2 separate regions of the Homo sapiens genome follow, and region 1 is linked to region 2. Evidence: read pairs that join two places in POLR2A ChIA-PET (ENCODE). Cell type or tissue: MCF 10A. All regions are shown on one strand.

Evidence for each region. ChIA-PET counts read pairs that join two places held together with the same protein. Peaks named below come from ENCODE experiments on the same cell type or tissue, not always from the same donor. Only the 100,000 strongest peaks of a DNase experiment are listed, where the experiment ranks them.
Region 1: POLR2A ChIA-PET joins it to region 2 with 11 read pairs; 3 of 35 experiments call an interaction of 5 or more read pairs at or near these places.

What each region holds. Positions count from the first base shown.
Region 1 is chr15:98,752,978-98,757,977 of GRCh38, reverse strand. All of the region lies in intron 2 of IGF1R (insulin like growth factor 1 receptor), which reads right to left. Among named protein-coding and RNA genes, the nearest start is that of MIR4714, 29 kb to the left of the region's middle. In MCF 10A, no CTCF peak of the experiment used is centred here; no DNase peak of the experiment used is centred here.
Region 2 is chr15:98,680,896-98,685,895 of GRCh38, reverse strand. All of the region lies in intron 1 of IGF1R (insulin like growth factor 1 receptor), which reads right to left. Among named protein-coding and RNA genes, the nearest start is that of IRAIN, 33 kb to the right of the region's middle. In MCF 10A, no CTCF peak of the experiment used is centred here; DNase peaks (open chromatin) are centred at 1,355 and 2,415.

The DNA.
Region 1 (5,000 bases), 72 kb before region 2:
TATTTCAGGAGAAAAATACAGATTTTCAAATTGTTAGGCACCGGTAGCTTTGAAAATAACACACTTTTCAAATTAGCAAAGGACTTGTTCAATTAACATGGGAATTGAGAATAACAGAAAGTAAAATAAATGGCAACCATTGAATAAGATGAAAGCAATAAAGCAAAATGTATGCATTATCACAGTAAAGAAAGACAAGGCAGAACGTCCCTATTAGAGAACAAAAATGTCTCAATGGGTTTTAAAAGTCCAGCTCTATTTAAAAACAAACAATTGAACAAGAGTATACCAAGCAAAGTCAAGTAAAAAGAAAGCAAAGCTGGCAATAGTAAAATCAAACCAAGAACTCAAGGCCATTAAGCATTAAACTGGACAGAGAGGGATATTACATGTGATAAATATGTAATCCCTGAAAAATAAAAAAATTACACATATTGATGCATCAAGCAAAACGGCAGATAAATACACTAAGCATTTCTCTTGGAAATATGAAAAGTTTAAAAATTATAAAAGGGGCCCGGTGTGGTGGCTCACACCTGTAATCCCAGCACTTTGGGAGGCCAAGGCAGGCAGATCATTTGAGGTCAGGAGTTTGAGACCAGCCTGGCCAATATAGTGAGACCTCATCTCTACTAAAAATATGAAAATTAGCCAGGTGCAGTGGCATGTGCCTATAATCCCAGCTACTCAGGAGGCTGAGGCAGGAGAACCACTTGAATCCAGGAGACAGAGGCTGCAGTGAGCCAAGATCACGCCACTGCACTACACAGCCTGGGCGACAGAGTGAAACTCTGTCTCAAAAAAAAAAATTATAAAAGGTGCATCATTAACTGTCAATTTGACAACTGAAAACATACATGAATTTGGAAGATCTGACTATAATGCAATCAGTAAGTTTGATTTACTAAATACAGAAAATAAAACCTTTGCATTTTACCAAGGGCATAATTTTTTAATGTCCACAAAGCAATTAAAACTTAATCATGTACTTGGATGCAAGTAAACGTTAATAAATCCTCTCAGATACCTCAGAGCTGCATTCATAAATCATATAAACAATATCAAAAGGTAAGCAAAAGAAAAATTCAAGGACAGACATACTTCTAAGTAATGTCAGAATCAAAGATCAAATAAATATTTTAATTACAAACCATCTAGAAAACAACAAAAAGGAGATCAACTGTCTAAAACCAAAAATACGTAACAAAAGCAATTTTCAAAGAAAATGTATAGCCTTAAATGCCATTATTTTAAGAAGACTAAAAAGCAAATGAGACAGGCATTCAACTTAATAAACTTAAAGGAATGGAAAAAGTGAATAAAAATTAAATACTGAGATGAAATTAAAAGCAGGATAAATATAAAATTAATATACCTAGTTTTTTGAAGACAATAAAATATATAAACTTCTAACAAACTTGATTAAGGGGGAAAAAAGCAAAAAAAGAGCAAAAATATGTGTTAGTAATGAGAAAGGGTTATGATTACCAGAGAAATGATAACAATATTACAAATAACTGTGCGATAAACTCAAATTGTAGATAAATTCTTTCCCAGCAAGTAGAAAATATCAAAATCCAGAGAAAAGGCTTAAAAGCTGAACAGAACAACTATAATATATTCTGAAAAACTAAAAAATTTGTTTTAAAATGTTCTGGGATGGGACTACAGGGGATGCCTATGAAGTTTTCCAGTTAATTTTACTCTAACTTAAAAAAAAAAAAAAAACAGGTTATTTCCTATATTATGTAAATGCTTCTAGATGCTGGGAAAGGGTGAAATTCTTCTTAAATTATTTAAAAAACATAATCCTAATATCAATACCTGATAGAATGCAAACAAGGAAAAAAACTAAAGACCCCTATCTGTAGGGCTTTGTAGGCTACAGTCACAATTTTTAAAAAAATATTAGCAAATCAAATAGCAACATATCCAAAGATTATCACACCATAACAAATTAGGGCTTATTCCAGGAATGCAAAGATGATTCAATATTGGGAAATCTAATCAACGTAATTTATTACACCACCAAATAAAAGCAAAAGCTCACAATTATATCATGCCAAAAAGGCATTTCATAAAATTCATCAGCCTCTTCCGATAAAAATTAAAACATGAATGAGTATACACAACTTAAATATGATAAACTATATTTACCAAAACTTAACATATTCCTTGTTAAAACACATTTTTTTATTTAAATCAGGAACAAGGCAGTAATGCCTTTTTTTTTTTTTTTTTTTTTTTTTTTTTTTTTTTGCAATGGAGTTTTGCTCTGTCATTCAGGCTGGAGTGCAGTGGCACGATGTAGGCTCACTGCAACCTCCGCCTCCTGGGTTCAAGCAATTCTCCTGCCTCAGCCTCCACTGCCACCACGCCCAGCTAATTTTTGTATTTTTAGTAGAGACAGGGTTTTGCCATGTTGGTCAGGCTGGTCTCAAACTCCTCACCTCAGGTGATCCACCCACTTCAGCCTCCCAAATTGCCGGGATTACAGGCATGAGCCACCATGCCCAGCCAGCAATACACTTTTCTATAGTACCAGCAAAGATGGATGTATACACATACACGAGTCAATTTACTGTAATCCTGTTTCATTAGTGAAACACAGAGAAAGAAAAAACAAGAAACCACATGACTGTCCATCAACAGATGATGGCTCGACTAAACTATGAATCATCCATTTTGTGAACTGCTGAAATTTTAACTCGTTTCAAACTCCGCAGCAACTGACCTAAATTGATATCCATACACCGAGAAAAAGTAAAAATGTTACGAAAGACTATATAGAGGCTATTCACTATACTAATAGCATGATCTCATTTTTATAAAAACCCAAAACTATACTGCATATATGCATATATCTTTCCTAAAGAAGATTAACGAGGACACACAATTTTCTATATATATCTTTTATTTTACACTAGCATCACTTTTTGTTTTTATTAAAGAGAATTTTAAAGAGACCAGATATACACATATATATCTGTTTCGATAACACAAAGCACCTTCTAGGCACACAATATTTAGAAAAGAAATTCTCTGCGTATTGTTTCTTGGGAAGGTAGGAAGGGTGAGCACTGCAGCAGCTATCCTCAGGTCAACCTAGGTGTGAATCCTGACCTCATTGAGTAGCAAGTTCTTTAGTCTCTAGGAGCCTCTGTTCCTTCATCTGTAAAATGGGGATAATTTCTCCCACCTCTCATTAGCCTGTTATGAGGATTTAATGTTTACACCTAACCTGCAAATCAGTCATTACTAGCGTTCTTTTATTCCAAGCTCATTCCTCTCAAAAACAAAGACAGAAAGAAGGAACCAAAACTTCCCTCCCTGTGGTTTCCAAGAGCTGCCTGGCAGTGCCTAACCATGGCTGTGCTGCTTCGGAACGCAGCAAAGGTTCAGTGGGGACTCCTGTTCAGTGTTCCTGGAGCTGCCAGCGTGAGTCAAAGGTGAGCTGAAAACGCTGGTGGTCCTCAGTTTTCATGTTGGGAGTTTATCACAACCACAACACCAACCTTCAGCTTCTCAACTGGTACTTAAAAAGCAGCAACTCACTCAAATACTCACAGGCAGATTCCTGGCAGGAGCAGGGGATTTCCTGGAGATCGCTTAAGACTCTTTTGGACAATGAGAAAAGGACAAAAAGGAAGCACTAGTAGAGCCCTCTACTTCCAAATCCTCAGGTTCCCCTCCAAGACAGAAAGGCAGAAAGAAAACATCAGGGAGAGCCACAGATACTGCAGCCTAGCTCCCTGGATTAATTAAGGCTCATTAAAAGCAGAAAAGAAAAACGAAAGGGAAAACTTGGAGACCTGGTTACCTCCCGATCCTGATACTGATCCCATTCTGTAAGCTATTATTAATAACAAAATATGAAGAAGAAAAAAATTATCAACAGGAAAGGGAGTTAAATTGTGCGTTAAATATACATTTAAATTTTCTGAAAAAGGAAAACAAGGCTTCCCTGAGAAATGAGCTGGCTGGAAGGAAGGCTGGAGCCCTGCAGTATCAAGAAGCAGATCTGTCCCAGAGGAGGGAGGGCACAGAAAATTCCTGCAACAAAGACTTTTCAAGAGTGAAAAGGAAAAAGCATCTCAGCTTAAACTGAAAGTATCCTTTCTCTGTTATAGAAGGAACTCACATACAAGAGAGACCTCCCAACTCACATCTTTGTATCTCACATTTTCCAAGATACTTGTTTCATGATCCAAATAATATCATAAAAAGTAATAAAACCATCTGTAAGAAACATTAATTCGCCATGGTTTGGCTAACAGAATTCTTCACCATCTCCTCCCAGATGATAACATTAAAAGCTAAATGAAATGAGTCAAAAGCTTCTTTTGTATAAAATCCAATTAACTTTATAAATATACTCTCAGGAGGAAAAAAAACCCACATCTCCTTGAAGAGCAGGAATTTATATCAAAATTTATATAATTATTGGCCAGGCATAGTGGCTCACATCTGTAATCCTAGCACTTTGAGAAGCCAAGGCAGGTGGATCGCTTGAGGCCAGGAGTTCGAGACAAGCCTGGGCAACATAGAATGACCCCGTCTCTACAAAAAATACAAAAAAAAAAAAAAAAAAAAAAAAGCCAGGTATGGTGGTGCATACTTGTGGTCCCAGCTATTTGGGGGGCTCAGGCGGGAGGATTGCTTGAGCAGAGGAGGTCAAGGCTGCAGTGAGCCGAGATCGTGCCACTGCACGCCAGCCTGAGACCCTCTTTATTTAAAAAAAAAAAAAGGCTGGACGTAATGGCTCACACCTGTAATCCCAGCACTTTGGGAGGCCGAGGCAGGTGATCACGAGGTCAGGAGATCAAGACCATCCTGGCTAACATGGTGAAACCCTGTCTCTACTAAATACACAAACAAATTAGGTGTGGTGGCACGTGCCTGTAGTCCTAGCTACTTGGGAGGCTGAGGCAGGAGAATCGCTTGAACCCTGGAGGCGGAGGTTGCAGTGAGCCAAGATCATGTCACTGCACTCCAGCCTG
Region 2 (5,000 bases):
CAATAGCTGCTGTCTGACACCACCCTTTAAAGTTCAAAATGGTTTCAGACACTGACAGCTGCCACACCACCCAAGGAGGCTGCGGCTCCAAGGCTGGGCAATCAGGCTACCTGCGGTGGAGTGGTGAGCCGCTGATGCCTGGGACCTGCCGCTAGACCTGAATACTGGAAGCACGCTGGTGTTCTTGCACACTCCTGTTCCATCTTCAACAATTATCTGGAGGAAGCACCACCAGGGGCCCAGCCCACAGAGGCATCTTTGGAGGGACCCTGGACAGACAATGAGCAGATATACACATGGTCTGAGCCAGTCGTGGAAAGAGCCACTGGGAAGATACCGAAGGGACACAGAGGAAGAGGTGCCCAGCTGGCTAACAGAGAGTAGAGTGGGCTGGAGGAGACTGATGGAAACCCACTGGGAAGCGGGTGCCCTAGATTATTATTAACCTCCCCAGACTAAGTAAGCAGAAGTTGGAGTCTGTCCTCTAGTAAGTTACAGCCCCAGTAAGAACCCACACAAAGCATGTAAGCATCCAGGCATCTAAAGAACTCAACATCTACCATCCAGCGTGTCCACCCACTTTCCAGGAAGTATGGTGACAGGACTGCAAAGGCAAGCACAGCATCATTCTTCTTCAAAGCCAACAGTTCCAGCCGGGCATGGTGGCTCATGCCTGTAATCCCAGAACTTTGGGAGGCTGGAGGGAGAGGACTGCTTGAGTCCAGGAGTTTGAGTGCAGCCTGGGCAACATAGTGAGACTCCCATCTCTACAAAAAATGTTAAAAATTAGCCAGGCGTGATGGCACACATCTGTGACCCCAGCTACTCAGGAGGCTGAGGCAGGAGGATCCCTTGAGCCTGGGACGTTGAGGCTGCAGTAAGCCATGACCATGCCACTGCATTCCAACTGGGGTTACAGAGCGAGACACTATCTCAAAAATTTAAAAAAAAAAAAAAAAAAAAAAGGAAAAGGAAGAAGAAATATATACATGGAGGGAGCCTACAGTGTGGGGTCAGACTCCTCACAAAGTTTCAAACATTCTGAAGCTCAGGGAGACGAAATAATTTGCCCCAAATCACACTCACTAAATATTAGCGCTGGATAGAATGCAAGCCCAGACTTCCTGAAGCCAAATCCCACATGCGCTCTCTCAGCACACAGTCTCCCGATGACTGCCTTTCTCCTTCTACTCTCTCATCCACAGCAACCCAGTGGCCAAATTTTGCTCCATTTAAAAAGGAAGGAAAGAAAGGTCCCTGTCCTCATCTGGATAAGCTTTAGTTATGTTTGTATAACATTCAGAAAAGGCCATAAAAGATCTTCACTGAGGGCTGTGCTAAGTATTAAGTGTTACTCAATAAACCACAGCATAGAGGTTGCCAACTGACGTTTAGCTATAACCTGGAAAGAGTACTGGCTGAATACATTTTTTTTTCCAATTTCAATTTCTAGGTATCATTTATATTCATCCGCCCACACCCCCCACCTCCCCCATTAGCAAGCATAAAACAAACAAAAAAAACCCCACAGAGCTACAGTTGTAAGACACAACCAGAGTAGGTGGCATATTATGATAAACAAAGATGACAATAAAACATTTTTCCAGCTGTGATAAACATATTTAAGATCTATCAGAGGCTGCCAGAGCTAAAACTGAAAACTATGAAAATTGCAAGTTGTTCATAACACAGAATTTATGTCTTAGAAGCTTTTATTTTTTAGGCAGAAGTTGTCTCACTAGGAGATCATTTCCTTACCTTTTTAAAATCTGAACTTTTAAAGCTGTGACATGTTGAGGCTGTCACACGTCCAAAGTGATTTAACAACTGGCTGAGGGAGGGACTGAGGCTGAGCACGGGCACATGGTACAGCTCAGAGGCCCAGCTGGAGAAGACAATACTGCTCAGGGCAGCCCTACTAAGCCTCCAGGAGGATCCCAAAGATCTACGCCCGCCAGGTGATTAGGACACTCACATTTCATTACGTCTCAAATACTGTGAACAAGCAATTCAATTAACAGCTGTCTCAGTGTCTTAGAGATCAGAAAAAATTAAGAAGAATGGTGAATTATGTCCCGATTTCCAAATATCCACGCCTTTGTGCCCTTTCTTGGCTTCTGAAACCATCTGTCTTCCTTTCCCAACTTAAAAAAGAAAAAACAAAAACTTTAAACAATAAACCTTGCCATCCAACTGTGACTGATGAGATGTAGTTGTGAAATGGGCTTGTCAGATGCACTTATATAAGAGGATACCGACTTGATTGCAATTCATAACATCTCTAACATCTGAAAAACTTCAACAATGATTTTCTCAATAAACAAAACTGTTGTGTATTACACTAAGCTGAGCTAAGATTACCTCATCCCTTAAAAACCAACGGCTGTAAACAAGTTGTAACACAACTGGGCAATGCCCACACAAGCAAAAGTCCCTTTGCAAAGCCCAGCAGACTTCCAGCAACTTCCTGGCCTTCCGAGCAGAAACAGCCCCAATGATGGGACTAAAGGAGGAGACCTCACAGAACTGGAGAACATCAGATCGTGAAAGACTCAGAACAGAACACTTTACTTTTAGAATCCTAAAATAAACACAGCCAGACCACTTGAGGAATCACGGAGGTGTATCCGTGAAAAGGCGCTGTATCTGCTTTTTAAGTCACACACCCAAACTCGTCAGATCTCTCTTAAAACCCTTGAGATCAACCCTATTCCACCCCTTTTGATGAACACCTACCTATGCCATGCACTTTGTCAGATCCTATGGAAACAAAGAACATGTTGCCTGCCCTTAAAGAATCCCTATAACCACAGAAAGAGAAAGGGAGAGAAACCAGTAATCTCAGCACTGTGTGATCAGAATATCTAGCAGTGCACACGAGATACACTGTGACATGGGGAGGTCACTGATATGAGGGGTTCATCAACTCTAGGGAGGGAAGTGGTGCCCCGGAGCCTGCTCCAACTTAAATGCATAGCAAGAAAAGTATAACCACTGATCACATTTGAGACCCAAATAAGACAGTAGGTATGAATTTAAAAAGCAACCCAGGCCAGGTGTGGTGGCTCATGCCTGTAATCCTAGCACTTTGGGAGGCAGAGGCGGGTGGATCACCTAATCAGGAGTTCCAGACCAGCCTGGCCAACATGGTGAAACCCCATCTCTACTAAAAATATAAAAATTAGCCAGGCATGGTGGCACGTGCCTGTAATCCCAGCTACCTGGAAGGCTGAGGCAGGAGAATTGCTGGAACTCGGAAGGCAGAGGCTGCAGTGAGCCGAGATCAGGCCACTGCACTCCAGCCTGGATGACAGAGTAAGATTCTGTCTCCAAAAAAAAAGGCAACCCAGAGAAAGATACTAGTTTCTCTGTGCCTAAGGAAAATGTAAAAACGTAGACAAGCTCTTCAATTAAACCTCCACTATTTCTAAATCGCCTACAGTATTTAAAGAGAAAGACTCCTTTTATAATTACACCTGACACTTCTCCCCATGAAAACATCTCGGAGCACAGATATGCTTCTTCAATGTGAAGGTCGGTCTCCACGGGCCCTAAAAGGAACACTAGCTCACCTTACAGGAACACCCTCAGCAAACATGAGAGGGACAGTCATCTTTCTCCTGGTACCTTCCCAGCTCCTCCTGGAAAACAACTCAGATAACCATAGGAGACCAAAGAGTCCTAATATGATTTAGGAGACGGAAGTTACTCAAAATCATTTCCAACAAGTTCACCACTGAACACTTCCTGTGACCAAATAATGGTGGCAGGTCCTGCCCTGAAGGTTCCAACGGTTCTGCTCCATCCACCCTGCTGTTCACTCATCAGTCCTGCCCCTAGAAGACCCTATGCCTGAGGACCTAAGGGTGGTGAATTCCTTCCTAATCGCTCTCCACCCTACACAGAAAATCACTAAGCTCAAAAGAAAAAGTGTAAGGGCCCCATCCACATTCCAAATTGATTTCACATGACCCAACAGAAATCATAGCATTTCTCCCCTCCACCCACCCATCCTGAAGAGTGACCATCTCCTTGGTCACACATAGCAAACAAAAATTCAGATGACACCAGGGACAGACCCTAAATTCAAGTATTAGCCTGATGCAGGTCTAAAGCAGAGATATTAACAGATTTTTTGACTCAAACCAACTGAACCAGACTCACCTTTACTAACTAATACACAGGGTAAAATTCCACTGAGTTTTTATGAAAGCCATGTCACAACTCCCCCAAGAATAGCCTTGAGGGTGGAGCATGAGCCCCCGACAGGGATGGCAACCAACCACCCCAGGCAGGAGGGTCTGCTGCCTCCATCCCTGCAGCCAGGAAGCATCAGATGCCATCCAAGCTGTCTTCTATGGCTCACATATCCAGCAAATTACAGCACTCCCCAAACTTAGAGGTTTATCCTTGAACTACTCCTTGGAATGAACCCAAATAGGTAAGCATTTTCTCCTCCATAAGGCTACCCATTACCTGCACCCATTGCACGAGACTGCAATCAATGAAAACCTCCTGATAACTATCAGAATAGCTGGTGGTGAATGCAAAGACACAAGCAGAGAAGCAAGAACTGAACAACGAGGTGTATGTCATGCGCCAGGTAGACATGCGAAACAAGGTGCAGGCAGAAAGTAGTGCAGCCGCCCTCAAGATGTCACAATCGATCAGCAAAGCAGACTTGTAAAGACACAGAATCCTAACATAACCAAAGTGCTACAGAGGCTTAAAGAAGCAGAGTTACGTATCACTTAATGACAGGGATGCATTCTAAGAAATGCACAGTTAGGTGATTTCATCATTGTGTGATCAGAGTATACTTACACCTCAATGGTATAGCCTACTACACACCTAGGCTATACAGTATAGCCTATTACTCCTAGGCTACCAACCTGCAAACCTGTAGTGCATTACTGCACTGAATACTGCAGGCAGTTGTAACACCATGGTAAGTATGTGTGTATTTAAACATACCTAAACATAGAAAAGGTACAATAAAA